Linked DNA regions of Homo sapiens: region 1 is linked to region 2. A link is an interaction called in ENCODE POLR2A ChIA-PET data of the cell type or tissue named here. Cell type or tissue: A673. All regions are shown on one strand. Each heading gives the region's core, and the rest is flanking DNA. Links, peaks and the distances in the headings are about the cores only. Region 1 holds the start of KCNQ2 (potassium voltage-gated channel subfamily Q member 2). Region 2 overlaps PTK6 (protein tyrosine kinase 6).

Region 1 (2,897 bases), core at 141-2,640, 54 kb after region 2:
GCACTCGAAGATGACACCCCTCCTGGATGTGCAGAGGAAGGCCCAGTGGCGGGGCACCTCACAGGGCGGGCAGCACTGAGCCGCAGGGGTCCCTTGGTCTCCCAGCAGCAGCTCCAGAGGGACCCCTCCCAGGACACATGGCTGCCGGCAGGGGGGAGGCCACCTCCGCGCACTTGCCCCCAAGGAAACACCGTCCCATCTGTGTCCAGGAGGCACAGATCTGCCTCCTTTGTCCCGAGGTGTGGCACTGGGCTTCCTGCTGGCCTGTCTGCTGCCCTGGGGCCACCCTCCAGTCCCTGCCCCTGCCACAGGCCCCTTCTGGGGTCTGCATAACTAAGTCCAGGCCCCTTGGGGGGCTTCAAGGCCCTCTAGGAGTGACTCTCTCCCATCCCCCACCCCATGGCCCTTGCTCCTCTTCTTGCCTCCCGGCCTCTGTGGCCACCCCCTTTCCCCTGGGCTGCTTTCCTTGCAGGGTGCCTCCAGCCTCCACAGACCCTCCCTGCACACACCCTGGGGTCTAGGGGGTCCTACTGCCTGGGCAACCCTGACACCGAGAGCATGAGGTCACCATGGGCTGAGCCCTAACAGAGTCTTGGGGAGAGCCCCTACCCCCATCCCTTCCCGGAGGCGTCCACTCCCAGGGCCCAGCTGAGAAGACTCCAGTCCTGCTCAGGCGGCTGGGCACCGCTCTGGGACCCCAGGAGCGCTGGGGCCACCAGGCAGGTCCACTTGGTTAGTACTACCGGACTCAAAGGTGACCGCAGGGTCAGTGTGCACATGGCCGGGGGATTGGGCAGGCTCAGCCCAGAGCTCTGGTCCCGCGGGCCTTGGTCCCTTCTGCCTCCCCCTCCTCTCCCCCTGCCCTCCCCTCCCCCTCCCCCACTCCCCCTCCTCTCCCCCCTCCCCTCCCCCTCCACTCCTGTCTCCCCCCTCCACTCCTGTCTCCCCTCTCCCCGTCCCCGCCACTCTCCTCCCCTCCCATTCCCCTCTCCTCCCCTCCCCCTCCCCTCCTGTCTCCCCTCTCCCCGTCCCCTCTCCCTCCCCTCCCCTCCCTTTCCCTCTTCTCTCCTCCCCTCTCCTCTCCTTCCCCCCTCCCCTCCCCTCCCCGTCCCTCCCTCTCCCCTCCCTTCCCCTCCCTCTCTTCTCCTCCCCTCTCCTTCGACTGGCGTCGCGGGGGTTAACGCGGGGCGGGGCGAGGCGGCGGGCGGAGCCGGCGCGGCCGCGGGCCAGGCGCCGAGGTGCGCGCGGAGCGAGGTGGCCGCAGCGTCTCCGCGCGCGGCCCAAGCCCGGCAGGAGTGCGGAACCGCCGCCTCGGCCATGCGGCTCCCGGCCGGGGGGCCTGGGCTGGGGCCCGCGCCGCCCCCCGCGCTCCGCCCCCGCTGAGCCTGAGCCCGACCCGGGGCGCCTCCCGCCAGGCACCATGGTGCAGAAGTCGCGCAACGGCGGCGTATACCCCGGCCCGAGCGGGGAGAAGAAGCTGAAGGTGGGCTTCGTGGGGCTGGACCCCGGCGCGCCCGACTCCACCCGGGACGGGGCGCTGCTGATCGCCGGCTCCGAGGCCCCCAAGCGCGGCAGCATCCTCAGCAAACCTCGCGCGGGCGGCGCGGGCGCCGGGAAGCCCCCCAAGCGCAACGCCTTCTACCGCAAGCTGCAGAATTTCCTCTACAACGTGCTGGAGCGGCCGCGCGGCTGGGCGTTCATCTACCACGCCTACGTGTGAGTGGCCGGCGGGGCCCCCGTGGCGACCCCCATGGCGACCCCCATCGGCGACCCCATCGGCGACCCCGGCCAGGCTGGCTGCGGCGGGTTTGGCTCCCTGCCCCTGGGTCTGGGTCCGGGGCCGGCGCTCCCCGGCGGGAGTGCTGGGCCGAGACCGGAGAGCGATTGTACAGCGCGCGGGCAGGAAGGATTCCGGGGTCGGGGCCGCTCAGGTCGGGGTGGGGGCTCCAGGCCCGCAGGACAGAGACGTGCGGCCGCCCCAGCCCCCTCCTCAGCCTGGGAGGCCCCTCCCCGCGGCCTCTGCGCCGAACAAAGGGCCGGCCGGGGAGGGACGGCGGCAGCGCTGGGTCTGGACTCTCCGGGACTCTCGGGGACCCGCGGGGCTGGGGCCGCCCGACCAAGCGAGGGCGGGGGGGAGGGGTCTGGCCTGTCCTCCGCCATCCTCCCGAGCCGCTCTCCCTCAGACTAGGGTGAGCTTCTGGGTTCCTGAGATGGGGGAGGGGCCCTCCCATGACCCCCCCACCCCAGCCCGGGCTGAGCGCAGCTGTCTGTCCTGCCCCCTCGGCGCCGACGCCCCTCCCTGGCCCCGCGAACCCCCTCAGCTCCTGCGCTCAGCTCCTGCGCTGTCCCATCTCTGCAGCCGCCGGCCGCCCCCGTGCACATCCCGGGCTCAGGACCCCTCCTTGGCAGAGCGAGGCCCGGGGGAGGGGCTGCGGCAGACCTGGGACCCCCAGCCCTGGGCCTGGAAGGGGCTGTCCCCTCTTCCCGGGCGAGGCTCAGGGAACGGCTGCCTCCTGGGGCAGGGCTGGCGGGGGGCGGCCGAAGCCTGCGTCCGTGTGCACCTGGGTGTTCGCATGTGGAATTGCACGGCCCGCTGCGTGTGCGGCCTGTGCGGCCGGTGTGCACAGCCTCCCCGCGCCAGGGCGCTTGCTCTCCCATCCCAGCTGAACAAGGGACCCGCTGAGCTCCGGGACCGGCCATTTTGTGTGAGAGGCATTTTGGGATGGGAGTGAGGGGCAGACTGGTCACAAGCTGGTCGGGCGCCCACCTGGGCCGAGAGGGGTGTGTGCCCCACGAGTGTGCCCCAGCCTGCGTGTGGCCTTGAGTGTGCCCTTAGCAGACCCTCCGTGGACTGTGATATGAGAGGGTTCTGGGGTAGGGAGAAGATCCCAGAGGGA
Region 2 (2,897 bases), core at 126-2,625:
AATAGTAAGTCACACTAAGTCTTCTGGAGGTTCTATTTACGGGTTTGGTTTTGATATGAATGTTGCAGAAACTCTATAAAATTCCTAGAAATCTGATACGTTATCCTATGATATATATCCTATCTCACATGCTATTCCTAGAAATCTGGTGCAATGTTATCAGTCATAATTTTGGTTATTACATTAAAATGCTGCATGCCACAGAAATAACCAAGTTTCCTTGCCAACCGTGTCACGAATATAATAAACTCTCATCAGATCCTGAGCCATGGCTATCTTAAGTCTTCGGTCATTCACAGTTATTATCTTACTTTGATTTTTTCTGAAAGCTTTGCAATCAGCTAGTCCCAAATTGTTTATTCTTCAAAGAGATTCCTGGGAAGGATTCTGACAGGTGCTCTGGAGCACAGGTTTCTGGTTCAGGTCATAGCCTTGGATTGGGTGCAAATTTCCAGAACTCGAAGGAGGGACCTGGCAGGTCCATGAAAGTTCTGTCCCAGGATCAACCAGAACAAGAATTAATGACATGGGAATGAATGAACTGACGAGGATGTTTACTGTTTAATGACTTTTGTCTGAAGCATTACGGTTCTTTAATATTTTGTTTTCCAGATGTAAGAAAACGTTTTTTGTTTCTGTTTTTGTTTTTGAAGACAGGGTCTTGCTCTGTCACCCAGGCTGGAGCGCAGTGGCGTGACCACAGCTCATTGCAGCCTTGAATTCCCAGGCTCAAGTGATCCTCCCGCCTCAGCCTCCTGAATAGTTGGGACTACAGGAATGCACCACCACACCTGGCTAATTTTAAATTTTTTTTTTTTTAGGAGATTCAGGGTCTTGCTATGTTGCCCAGGCTGGTCTCGAACTCCTGGGCTCTAGCAATCCTCCTGCCTCGGGACTACAGGCCTGAGCTGCTGCGCCCAGCCTGGGCACGAAAGCCGTCTGTACGAGAGTTGCTGGGGAAATTTCTCTGAAGTCTGTATCAAGTGGGGCAGCTTCAGCTTACAGGGCTTTGGGAAAAGAGCAGTTTTAATTTTCAGTGACTCCATGAGGAATGGTGGAAGAAAAAATTGGAAAGAGTGGTTTGGTGAGCTGTAGGCAAATATTGGAGGAAACTGAAGTTCAGGACCCGGTCCGGACCACAGGTGGGCGACAAAACCTCCAGACAGCAAACCGGGCTAGAGTCTAATAGTGGGGGCACGAGTTTTATTTTGAAACATAATTTTTCTCTCTACAGTCAACAAATTTCTTTTTCTTTTTTTTTTTTTGAGATAGAGTTTCGCTCTTATTGCACAGGCTGGAGTGCAATGGCTTGATCTCGGCTCACGGCAACCTCTGCCTCCCGGGTTCAAGTGATTCTCCTGCCTCAGCCTCCCGAGTAGCTGGGATTACAGGCATGCGCCACCACGCCCAGCTAATTTTTGTACTTTCAGTAGAGATGGGGTTTCTTCACGTTGGTCAGGTTGGTCTCGAACTCCCGACCTCAGGTGATCCACCCACCTCGGCCTCCCAAAATGCTGGGATTACAGGTGTGAGCCACCGCACCCAGCCAACAAATTTCCTTCTTCCTTTTTTTTTTTGAGATGGAGTCTCGCTCTGTCGCCCAGGCTGGAGTGCAATGGCGCAATATTGGCTCACTGCAACCTCTGCCTCTCGGGTTCAAGTGATTCTCCTGCCTCAGCCTCCCAAGTCTCTGGGATTACAGGTGCCTGCTACCACGCCCGACTAATTTTTGTATTTTTAGTAGAGATAGGGTTTTGCCATGTTGGCCAGGCTGGTCTCGAACTCCTGACCTCAGGTGATCCGCCCACCTCGGCTTCCCAAAGTGCTGGGATTACAGGTGTGAGCCACCGTGACCGGCTGCAAATTAACGCATTTCTATCAAAGATAATAAAAGTAGGATTGTTTTCAAATTAACACATTTCTATCAAAGATAATAAAAGATTGATTTGATTGCAGAGTAAGTTTGGCCTCATTAAACCTGGTGTGGTTATTTATGTAAGTGGAACAAGAATAGTGATTAACCACATAGGTTCTTCCTCATTTTTGTTTTCCAACAGGGCCTCACCCTGTCACCGAGGCTGGAGTGCAGTGGTACCATCATGGTTCACTGCTGCCTTGACCTCCTGGGCTCAAGCCACCTTCCAGCCCCACCCTCCAGAGTAGCTGGGACGACAGGCATGTGACACCACACCTGGCTAATTTATTTGTATTTTAGTAGAGAGGGAGCCCCACTATGTTGCCCAGGCCAGTCCTGAACTCCTGGGCTCAAGCAAACCTCCCATCTCAGGCTCCCAAAGTGCTGGGATTATAGGTACACCTGGACACGTGGGCTCTTTTAAAATTTGCTTTACTGGAACTTTTTTTTTTTTTTTTCCTGAGACGGAGTCTTGCTCTGTCGCCCAGGCTGGAGTGCAGTGGCGCGATCTCGGCTCACTGCAAGCTCCGTCTCCCGGGTTCATGCCATTCTTCTGCCTCAGCCTCCCGCATAGCTGGGACTACAGGCACCCGCCACCATGCCCGGCTAATTTTTTTATTTTTAGTAGAGACGGGGTTTCACCGTGTTAGCCAGGATGGTCTCGATCCCCTGACCTCGTGATCTGCCCACCGTGGCCTCCCAAAGTGCTGGGATTACAGGTGTGAGCCACTGTGCCTGGCCTACTGGAACTTTTTATAAGGAATCTGAGATTGGGCTTTTAAAAGCCTCTTGAGGCTAGGAAGCCATCGCAAAGACTTGCCATCAGACTTTGCCTGCAATAAGTACAGATTTAGGGGAATTCCTCTCTTCTTGAGGTCCCTAAGGTATCTTAAGATTCTGGGACCTGCCAGGAATTGACATTCTTTACTCATCTGTAAGGGAACCACGTATGTGAGGTACCAGGCCAGCTTTTTTCCAAGGG

What was found. ChIA-PET counts read pairs that join two places held together with the same protein. Peaks named below come from ENCODE experiments on the same cell type or tissue, not always from the same donor. Only the 100,000 strongest peaks of a DNase experiment are listed, where the experiment ranks them.
Region 1: POLR2A ChIA-PET joins it to region 2 with 5 read pairs; 14 of 35 experiments call an interaction of 5 or more read pairs at or near these places.

The regions. Positions count from the first base shown.
Region 1 is chr20:63,470,987-63,473,883 of GRCh38, reverse strand. KCNQ2 (potassium voltage-gated channel subfamily Q member 2) reads left to right here and starts at 1,229. Exons shown (of 17, transcript NM_172107.4): 1 at 1,229-1,716. The coding sequence starts at 1,421. In A673, for the core only: no CTCF peak of the experiment used is centred there; a DNase peak (open chromatin) is centred at 1,153; H3K4me3 peaks cover 647 bases; H3K27me3 peaks cover 1,216 bases.
Region 2 is chr20:63,525,369-63,528,265 of GRCh38, reverse strand. It overlaps PTK6 (protein tyrosine kinase 6), which reads left to right. Exons shown (of 8, transcript NM_005975.4): 8 at 1-265. Among named protein-coding and RNA genes, the nearest start is that of PPDPF, 6.1 kb to the right of the region's middle. In A673, for the core only: no CTCF peak of the experiment used is centred there; no DNase peak of the experiment used is centred there; H3K27me3 peaks cover 679 bases.